Regions from separate parts of the Homo sapiens genome. Here region 2 is linked to region 1. A link is an interaction called in ENCODE POLR2A ChIA-PET data of the cell type or tissue named here. Cell type or tissue: A673. All regions are shown on one strand. Each heading gives the region's core, and the rest is flanking DNA. Links, peaks and the distances in the headings are about the cores only. Region 1 has its middle 10 kb from the start of MIR7162. Region 2 holds the start of LOC105376478 (a long non-coding RNA gene).

The links. Peaks named below come from ENCODE experiments on the same cell type or tissue, not always from the same donor. Only the 100,000 strongest peaks of a DNase experiment are listed, where the experiment ranks them.
Region 2: POLR2A ChIA-PET joins it to region 1 with 5 read pairs; 4 of 35 experiments call an interaction of 5 or more read pairs at or near these places.

What each region holds. Positions count from the first base shown.
Region 1 is chr10:30,376,265-30,381,764 of GRCh38, reverse strand. It overlaps the pseudogene NIFKP1. Among named protein-coding and RNA genes, the nearest start is that of MIR7162, 10 kb to the right of the region's middle. In A673, for the core only: no CTCF peak of the experiment used is centred there; a DNase peak (open chromatin) is centred at 2,964; H3K4me3 peaks cover 402 bases; H3K27ac peaks cover 862 bases.
Region 2 is chr10:30,524,484-30,529,748 of GRCh38, reverse strand. LOC105376478 (a long non-coding RNA gene) reads right to left here and starts at 86. Exons shown (of 2, transcript XR_007062102.1): 1 at 1-86. RefSeq lists an enhancer at 30-179. In A673, for the core only: no CTCF peak of the experiment used is centred there; no DNase peak of the experiment used is centred there.

The DNA of each region.
Region 1 (5,500 bases), core at 203-5,202:
CTGTATTACTGATTTCCCAACTGCACCCTCTTTTTGGATATCCGGCCCCTCCTCAAGTCTTTGGAAAGGGCAGCACTACAAATCCAGGGACAACCAGGGAACTCCCACCCCTGCTGCTAGACAGATCAGATTCTCTATCCTGCTAATTGGAAATGACACAGAGAGTGTTCGACAGATTTTTTTTGCAGAGGAGCATCTGTAAGGAAAGTTCCAGTAACATTGGGACCAGGGGTACTGCCAGGGCAGGCCAAAGCCTCAGAGACTGGAGAAGCCTGGAGCACGTGCTCAACGTCCATCTGCAGAGCAAAGCACAAGCATGGAGCAGAAATCCAGAGTGAAGGCATGCAGGGGAGAAAAATCACCTCCCAGCCCAGTCCTTCCATGGTGGGGTCATATTTTGAGTTCTGTACTTAGATGTCTGTGAGATCGCCTATTGTATTCTTAATACAAATCTCTGGTAAGCCAGCCTAGAACAGGTTAAGATAAATGTAATGACTCGACTTGGCTGGAGCGCAGTGCGGCGATCACGGCTCACTGCAGCCTCAACTTCCTGGGCTCAGGTGATCCTCACACTTCAGCCTCCCAAGCAGCTGGGACTACAGGCATGAGCCACCATGCCCAGCTAATTTTTTTGTATTTTTTATCATAAAAATATTACAATTTTCAAAAGAAATGTTATATATATTACATTGAAAATCACTGATTGCTTTTTCTTCGTCTTTTTTTCTGTGAATGTGTAGGTGTTTGAGTATCTTGTATTTCTTCTTTTACACAGGATATGGGCTGTTTGAAAACTATTTCATTATCTTCATCATCATCCTTCATTTCAGCCACTTCAGATTTTCATCTCTCCAAAAATGTTGATGTACAAACCGGTGTGGGGCCCTGGCTATCCACAGTCTTTTCAAGAGTGTCAGGAGTGCCTAAAACCTTTTTCTTCTTCTTACGTAAAACCTGGCCTTTTGTAGACATCCGATGATTCGTTTTTGAAATGCTTTCCATTTTCTGTAAAATCAAAGAAGGAAAATCATAGTCAATTCCTTTTTAAGCTAATTTCTTCCGAGAAATCTTTCTTTCTTTCTTTCCTTTTTAAATCGCTCCTCCATCCGTAGCTTTTGTGTAAGTGCCGATTCTGATTATACCGTTTCACTGATGGATATGACGGCTGCTTAAATGGAATATTCCAGTCTTTAAAAGAGTTATTTCTGTACTTTTTCAGGTGGCATAAAATGACACTCCAAGAGTCTTTCACCAAATAGGTAGCTGTTCATTGTTTCAGTAACTATCTTGGCAACATCCTCAGACTCAAACTCCACAAATGCATAGCCTTTGCTATTTCCAGTCCTTTTCTTTCTGGACAGTCTGAACCTTGTAACAGTGTCACACTGGGAGAAATAGGAAAGGATCTGGGTTTCCTTAAGTAGATTAGGTAGGTGGCGCACATAGACTACACCAGGAGAAAGTTGTTTTTGTTTTTTTTTTTTCGCTTGGTTATGCGCTTGTGAACCTGTGCCACTTCCTTCTGCAACTCGGCATCTTCCTGCGGGTTCAGCGACAGGATTGGCCCAGCCGAGCGGGAAAAGGCCGCCATGCCAAAAGTGGCCCAGCAGCTCCAGGCGGCGCTCCCGGAAACTCCCAATTTTTTGTATTTTTAATACAAAGAGGGTTTCGCCATGTTGCCCAGGCTGGTCTAGGACTCCTGGACTCAAGCGATCTGCCTGCCATGGACTCTCAAAGTGCTGGGATTATAGGCGTGAGCCACTGCACCCAACCTCGACTTTGAAATATATGTTGTACATCCCAGTCAGCAGTGAACTCTGGGGAACACCAAAGATGAGGATAATGAGAGAAGAGATACCTCCAATTAAAAGAGTTCAGATAAGATGCTTGAACTTATGTTTTAAAAAATCCTTCCAGGCTGGGCACAGTGGCTCACACCTGTAGTCACAGCATTTTGGGAGGCTGAAGTGAGCGAACGGCTTGAGCCTAGAAGTCTGAGACCTGCCTGGGCAACATGGCAAAACCCCATCTCCACCAAAAATGCAATAAAATAGCCGGGCGCGGTGGCGCCTGTGGTCCCAGCTACTCAGGAGGCTGAGGTGGGAGGTCAAGGCTGCAGTGAGGTGAGATCTACCACTCCACTCCAGCCTGGGTGACAGAGTGAGACCCCGTCTTACAAAAAAAAAAAAAAAAAAAGTCACTGTTTTGGGGTTTTCTGGATGAAAACTTTGTTTCCATAAAAAAAAAGTGTGGCGACAGTATGTATTACTGATTCAAAATTATAACCAGATGCTTAGAGTAAATAATTGTATCTATTGTTTCAAAAACCAACCTCAGGATTATTAAAAATTAGTTTTATTGGATTTTTTTTTTAAGTTGTCCTGATTCACTCAGGTCTGTCACTTCCAAGCCCATGTTTTACTACTTCGTAACCCTATTTGGAAGGAAAATTGCAACTAAGATTACGATCCGTCCTGAGATGAAAAGTTTCACACATATACACCACACATACCCTCACCACAGTATGATGACACAGTGACCCAACCTTAGGCAAAAGGGTACCACTGCCAGCAAATGCATTTTTTAATTTATTTCTTCTAAAAGCAGCATATGCATTTAACATTTTATTGAGATTCTCAACAGCTGCCATTTGGTTTGTTTAGCAAATTGTTTACAAAGTAACCTTTTTCCATTTTTGATATTTTAATGAAAATTATGTTCTTCAGTTTTAAAGTCCTGTCCCTCTCCCAAAGAAAGATTAATAACTAACTACCAAGTAATGATTATTTAGGAAAATAACAAAAGCAAAAACAGCTTTTAAACACTTGTGAAACAGGGGTAAGTGTTCGAATCAAGACCTTCTGGGCCCACTGGAGGTGCTAGGCTGCCTCAGGACACCATCAGCACTTCACCATCCACAACATCCTCAACAGCTGGGAGCCAAGCGCAGACCCCGGGGGGCTTCCTGTTCCACAAGCTCCACTCTCTTTTTCCTCTCCACCCTTGCTATTGGGCCTCCCCTCCAAATCTGCCTGACAAAGGCAGCAGGATCTTTAATACTGTTCAGCTTTGTAAATGGAGACTGGATACTGTAGAAAGTTAAGAAATTCCCTGGTCCAGTCTGGGGGAGGAAAAAATACACAATGTATCATGGATGGTTTCACTTTCTTGTCCACTCAGACACATGCTCATTCTTGTTAAATGGATGTATCAGATGCTTCAAAAGTCCTGATGTGTAGTAGCACAAAAATTCCCTGTAAAAAAGAAGTCGCAAAATAATAAAAATTTCTGCACCAGTTCAGGGTCCTGATGACAAAGCTGGTTCTGATAAGTAGCTATTTTGACATGCACAGCAGCTTCCTCTACAAGTCCTGTGTTTGGAGGGTTTCATTTAGATCAGAGGAAGTTGGAATCCAAGTTTAAAAGGCTCTCTGCTGACAAAATGTGATATATCCATCAGTGGATTTCTACTCAGTAATGAAAAGAACAAACTACTAAAACATGTTATATGTCATAGAACAACCTCAAAAACATTAGCTAAGTAAAAGAGCCAGACACGAGACCACATATGGTGTAATTCCATTGATTTGAAATTTTCAAAAAAGGCAAATTTATAGAGACAGAAATGGGCTGATTTACCTCAAAAGGCAGGGATTCAAGCTCTCTAGACTACACATGATACATACATGAGAAAAAATAAGGAAAAGAAATTTAAATATAAATAAATGAAAATAATACTTCTCCCTGATTATAACGAAAATCTTTTGTAATTCTTTTTGTAATAATTCTTTTTGTAATAATTTGTAATTATTTTTGTAATAATTTGGAAGACAAAATATGAAGAAATTTTTTTGTAATAATTTGGAAGACAAAATATAAAGAAAAATCTTTAATTTTGCCACTCAAAACATTCTGGTTTGTTGTTTTCTATAGTTTTTTATGCATATAAACATTTTAAAAGGTAGAATCATAGTATATGGTCTTTTGTCACTTACTATGTTTTGGGCATATTTCTATGGCAGTCAATACATCCTTGCATCATCATTTTTAATGGCTGGATGTATCTTAAGTTAATCATTGCCACCCCAGAGGTAAATTTTTTTATGTATACATTTTAATGGACTCGAGCAATCATTTTTGGACTGAATTCATAGAAGTAGAATTTCTGGAGGAAAATAACATAAAACAGTTTTAGGGTTTTTAATAGAAATTTTCAAATTATCCTGCAGGAAAATTGGTTCAGTTTATACTCCCACCAACAAGGACAGAGCTCCAGTTTCCCCCTTCCATTTGTCCTCTATGCTGGTCTCTAAGCAGAAAATCTCATTGTTTTCATTACATTTCTTTGGTTTCTAGTGCTTTTGAACCTTTTTTATATGCTTATTTGCCATTTTTATTCTTGTGGAAAGTGTCTGTTTCTCCATTGCCTATTTTCTGGCCAAACTCCAAAGTCACATTTCACTTAATTTTTATCCTGCTGATTGAAAGCATTTTAACTTAGTGATTTTAATGTAAACAGGAGCAGGACAGACTGTAATTATCTAGGTCTCGCTCTTTCACCCAGCCTGGAGTGCAGTGGCACGATCATAGCTACTGTAGCCTTGAACTCCTGAGCTCAAGCAATTTTCCTACTTCAGCCTCCCAAGTAGCTGCAACTACAGGTGTGTGCCACCACGCCCAGCTAGTTTTTTCAATTTTTTGTAGAGATGTGAATTCGCTATGCTGCCCAGGCTGGTCTTGAACTCCTGACTTCAGGTAATCCTCCCACCTTGGCTTGGCAAAGTGCTGGGATTACAGGCATGAACTACTGCTCCCAGCTGAGAGCTCACTTCTGTTTGCTAGTGGTGTTCTTGGTATCTTTTCATATTTGAGGCTTTGGTGCTAGTGCTAAAGTATTATACTCACTATCAGAGGTTTACAGGACTTTTGTTTTAATATTGAACAGATGGAACTGTTTAGTTCTGCATCTTTGCAGTCATCCAAAAATGTGCCTACCAGGACTCTGGTTTATATCCATTGAAAGCAAGAAGTAATACAGTAAAACTTTGCCTGGCTAGAGGCTTTGAAAGAATGGAGTATTCTGGTTTAATTCTATTAACTTGGAAGTATGAAGATGAAAATAATTCAAAACTTACATTTCCTGTTGAATGCAACTTGAAAATATAGCCAATGATTCCACTTTTCTTCTTTAGTAAGTTTGGACATTCTGATCTACTTGGTGTTTTATTTTTATTTTATTTTATTTTTTGAGATGGAATTTTGCTCTTGTTGCCCAGGTTGGAGTGCAATTGTGTGATCTCGGCTCACCACAACCTCTGTTTCCCAGGTTCAAGCGATTCTTCTGCCTCAGCCTCCCAAGTAGCTGGGATTACAGGCATGTGCCACCACACCCGGCTAATTTTGTATTTTTAGTGGAGACAGGGTTTCTCCATGTTGGTCAGGCTGGCCTCGAACTCCTGACCTCAGGTGATCCACCTGCCTCGGCCTCCCAAAGTGCTGG
Region 2 (5,265 bases), core at 1-5,000, 150 kb before region 1:
TCCTTATTTTCTTCGGGTGGAGGACTCAGGCCAGGCGCACCCAGCCACTGGCAGCCTCCGAGAGCCGCGGCGCTGGGTAGGAAGACAGGAAGTGGCGGTGGTGAGCAACGGTAGCTCGACTCGGGCAGCACTCACAGATTTCACGGAACGTGGACGAGGCTCTCGTCATGGGCTGACCACAGAGCCACAGCAGCATGCGTGCTTTGCCCGAGTTACCTGAAACATCGCGCCCAGGAGCCAGTGACGCACAGGGAGAGTTTCAGCAAGAATGCTGGGCGGGCAGCACCTGTCCAAGACCTCATTAAGTGCTTTATTTCTATCAGGGCACTTTCAGTGACAGAGAACTTCCGAAATAAAGCTTTGGTCATTCCACACCCAACCACCCCCACAAATATACGGAATTATGTTCTCTACCACTGGAAGAATGAGGTTGCTTCAGCAAAGCAATGTTTTAAAGAGCTGCCTTAACATCATTTAGGTATCTAAAAACGTAATTGTTGTTAAATGAGAAAATTGTCAAGCAACTGTTCTCCATATTCACAAAGGGCAAAAGGGAGGGAAACAGGTTAACATCTGGGGAAGAGGCATTGATTAGACTGCATGAGTGTTTTTTATTTATTATTATTTTTTAATGGTTTAAAACTTTACTTTTTTTTAAAGACAGGGTCTCACTCTATTGCCCAGGCTGAAGTGCAGTGGCATGATTAGCCTTGAATTCCTGGGCTCAAGTGATCCTCCTGCCTCAGCCTCCTGAGTAGCTGGGACTACAGGTGCGCACCACCAAGTCTGGCTAATAATAATTATTATTATAGAATGATAAATAATATGTAATAATTATCATTATTTTATTTTGGTTTTGCTTTGTTATACAGGCTGGTCTCAAACGCCTGGATTCAAGTGTCCTTCCTACCTCAGCCCCACAAAGGGCTGAGATTACAGGTGTGAGCCACCACACTTGGCCCCACAGGCACTTTTTAATGTAAAGATGACTAATATATAAAACAGGCTTCCAAGAACAATTATAAAAACTCCCTCCCTAGAGAGACAAGACAAGGACCTGTGTATTCATTCAACAAGTGCTATAATGAACCCCTAACAAGCGCACAGCACTAAGCTAGACGCTAGGGCAGACATGAAAGAAATGCAAGAGTATCTGACAGGAGAGATGGAATTAACATGTGAAAAGCAGCCGTCACACATTCATCCAGCACACATGTGAGGGCCTCCACTGCGAAAGACACGTTGCAAGACTCCAGTGTATTATAAAATAAAGTGAGAGTTCTGCTTCTAGGAATATGGCAGACTAGACGTCCTGAAACTCTGTTATAAAGCCTTAAAATTTTAGAAAAAATACAAAGTTCAATATTTTGAAATGAATGGATAAGGTTGTAGGAAGCTCGCGTGGAACAAAGCAGAAATACAAGCTCAGGGGGCCAGCCTGCAATGATGCTGTGGCCGACTTTAAAATACCTTCCAACTCCAGATGGCTTTGGAAATCTTTTTATCCAGTGAAGTCTCACTTGATGTGTTTGTACATAAGTTTCTGCATATCTGATGGCTGTCAGGGGCCCCGTATAATGTCTTGAACATGCCTAAAATACTTTAAAATACCTTCCGACCCCAGGTGGCCTAACCTGTTTGAACAGCCTTGTTTATGGACACGGGAGATAAGCTTTGAGCTCCATTTGAACAGAAGTCAAATCAATGAACACTCCTCATCCCAAACACACACACACACACACACACAGCGCCCAGACCCAGGAAACGGTGAAGTGAGAAAAATTCTACCTCACTGGCTGGGTGTGGTGGCTCACCCTTGAAACCCTGTCTCTGCTAAAAATGTAAAAATTAGCCAGAAGTGGTGGTGGGCGCCTCTAGTCCCGGCTACTGGGGAGGCTGAGGCAGGAGAATTGTTTGAACCCAGGAGGCGGAAGTTGCAGTGAGCTGAGATCGCCCCACAGCACTTCAGCCTAGGCAACAGAGTAAAACTTTGTCTCAATAAAAAAAAAAAAAAAAAAAATTGACCTCACTGAAGCAGAGGGCAAAGAGACAGGTTCTATTTCTGCTTTGGCTCTGGGGTCATGTCTTTCAGTTCTCCCTGGGCATTCATGGACAATCTTCATGTTGATGGGGTCTGCGTAGCCTGGAAAGCCACAAGAGGAGACAACAGGGATCTGGCTGATAATGTCTGCAGTGCCAAGCAGACACAAACACAAATACTTTCTGGAAAAATGTACACTCAAACCAACTAAGCCTTAAGTATTAAATAATCCCCAGAGTAGAGTTCTAAATACTATGAGCTCAGCTGGGCACAGTGGCTCACACCTGTAATCCCAGCACTTTGGGAGGCCAAGGCGGGTAGATCATGAGATCAAGAGATCGAGACCATCCTGGCCAACATGGTGAAACCCCATCTCTACTAAAAATACAAAAATTAGCTGGGTCTGGTGGCACGCTCCTGTTGTCCCAGGTACTCAGGAGGCTGAGGCAGGAGAATCACTTGAACCCGGGAGACAGAGGTTGCAGTGAGGTAAGATCACACCACAGCACTCCAGCCTGCTGACAGAGCGAGACTTTTGTCTCAAAAAAAAAAAAAAAAATCATGAGGAAGAATGCACAGAAAGAAAAAACAATAGAACTAAATCCAAACTTCAACTAACACAACTAACATATAAAAAGATAATGACTACAATTAAAAATCGAAACGCAAACACCAGATTAGATACAATTAAAGACCAAATTAGTGGGATGGAGGATACTTTTGAATAAATTACTCAAAATGTACCCTACAGTGCCAAAAATAAAAATAAAAAATGAAAGTAATAAAGAGGTTAAGACACATAGCAGAGAAGGCCCAGCATGCATTGAGTCAGGAAAGCAGTAGCAGAGAATGTGTGTGAGAGGCAATATTAGCAAGGGTAGGACTCAGAATTTTGAGAATTGATACGGCCAGGTGTGATGGCTCATGCTTATAATCCCAGCACATTGGGACGTGGGAGGATTTTTTGAGTCAGGAGTTCAAGTCTAGCCTGGGCAACATAGTGAAACCCTATCTCAACAAAAAATACAAAAACGAGCCAGGTGTGGTGGCACATGCCTGTGGTCCCAGCTACTCAAGAGGCTGAGATAGGAGAATCGCTTGAGCCAAGAGGTTGAGGCTGCAGGAAGCTGAGATTGTGCCACTGCCCTCCAGCCTGAGTGACAGAGCAAGACCCTGTATCAAAACAAAGAAAGCAGGGTGCGGTGGCCTATACCTATAATCCCAACACTTTGGGAGGCTGAGGGGGGTTGATCACTTAAGGATGGGAGTTTGAGACCAGTCTGACCAACATGGTGAAACCCCGTCTCTACTAAAAATACAAAAATTAGCCAGATGGGGTGACATGCACCTGTAGTCCCAGCTACTTGGGAGGCTGAGGCAGGAGAAAACCTTGAACCAGGGAGGTGGACAGAGATCATTGATGTAATACATTCAGCAACTCCCACAGATCCCAAGCAGAATAATTGTTAAATGCATCCGGGGGCCAGGCACTGTGGCTCATGCCTGTAAGCCCAGCACTTTGGGAAGCTGAGGGTGATGAATCATCTGAGGTCGGGAGTTTGAGACCAGCCTGGCCAACATGGTGAAACCCTGTCTCTACTAAAAATACAAAAATTAGCCGGGCATGGTGGCGGGCGCCTGTAATCCCAGCTACTCAGGAGGCTGAGGCAGGAGAATCTCTTGAACCCAGAAGGCAGAGGTTGCCTTGAGCTGAGATTGCACCACTGCACTCCAGCCTGGGTGAGAAGAATGAAACTCTGTCTCAAAAAAAAAAAGAAGCATCTGGAAAGAAACAGCCAGAGAGAAAAGACATATGATCTACAAAGGAGTGAAAATAAAATGAACAGCTAATTACTCAGCAGCAAAAGTGAAAGTCAGGAAACTGTAGATTATTATCTTCAATATTAGTGCCGTGAGAAAGTGAGTATTGACAGGAAACTGCCTGCCCAAACAAGGCAATTCTTAAAAGAAAAAAGTAAAATTGTGACATCTTGAAGATGTTTTTGAAAGATTGTTTTTGAAAAAGCAATACTGAGAATAATTACCATTAACAGACTCTCAAAAACTCTAAAATATACAATTCCCAATAAAAGGAAATGATCACAGAGAAGTCTGAGATACAAGAAAGATTGGTGAATAAATAAAATGTGGGAACATTTTTTCTTTTGAGATGGAGTTTTGCTCTTCTTGCCCAGGTTGGAGTGCAATGGCGCAGTCTCGGCTCACTGCAACCTCCGCCTCCAGGGTACAAGTGATTCTCCTGTCTCAGCCTCCTGAGTAGCTGGGATTACAGGCGCCTGCCAACGCGCCCGGCTAATTTTTTTTTTTTTTTTTTTTTAGTAGAGATGGGGTTTCACCATGTTGGCCAGGCTGGTCTCGAACTCCTGACCTCGGGTGATCCACCCACCTTGGCCTCCCAAAGTGTTGGGATTACAGGTGTGAGCCACCGTGCCCTGCTATTTTTTTTTTTTTAAACTGAGTCTTAATCTGTTACCCAGGCTGGAGTGCAGTGATGTGATCTCGGTTCACTGCAATCTCCATCTCCCAGGTTCAAGTGATTCTCCTGCCTCAGCCTCCTGAGTAGCTGGGATTACAGGTGCCCTCCACCATGCCCAGCTTATTTTTGTATTTTTAGTAAAGACGGGGTTTCACCATGTTGGCCAGGCTGGTCTTGAACTCCTGAACTCAGGTGATCCACCCACCTCGGCCTCCCAAAGTGCTGGGATTACAGGCATGAGCCACCATGCCTGGCCTAAATGTGGGAAAATATAAATTCACTGATTATGTTAACCAATATAATGGTTAACATATATTGTGTTGAACATTATATGTGTGAAGTTGAACATTACTGGACAACAATGGTATGTTAACTGTGAGTGGAGAGATTGATGTTAAAGCATTCTGAGGTTCTTTGATTTGGGAGCAGAATAAAGTTTATTAGTTAACTTTGGATTAGGTAAAATATTCATGTGAAATATTAATAATCAATTGCAACCAATAAGGTAAGGAAAAAATGGCGGGGGGAAGGGAGTATCTCAATCAATGTGGTTAAATCTCAAAAACATAATTTTGTGCCAAACCAAGTTTACATAGTACAATAAAGCTTAAAAATAAGCAATATTCAGTAATGTATTTATTACTTAGAGATAAGTAAAAATTGGCAAAATTATAAAGAAAGGCAAAGAAGTAATTAATGAAAGGCAAAGAGGTAATTAACAAAATCA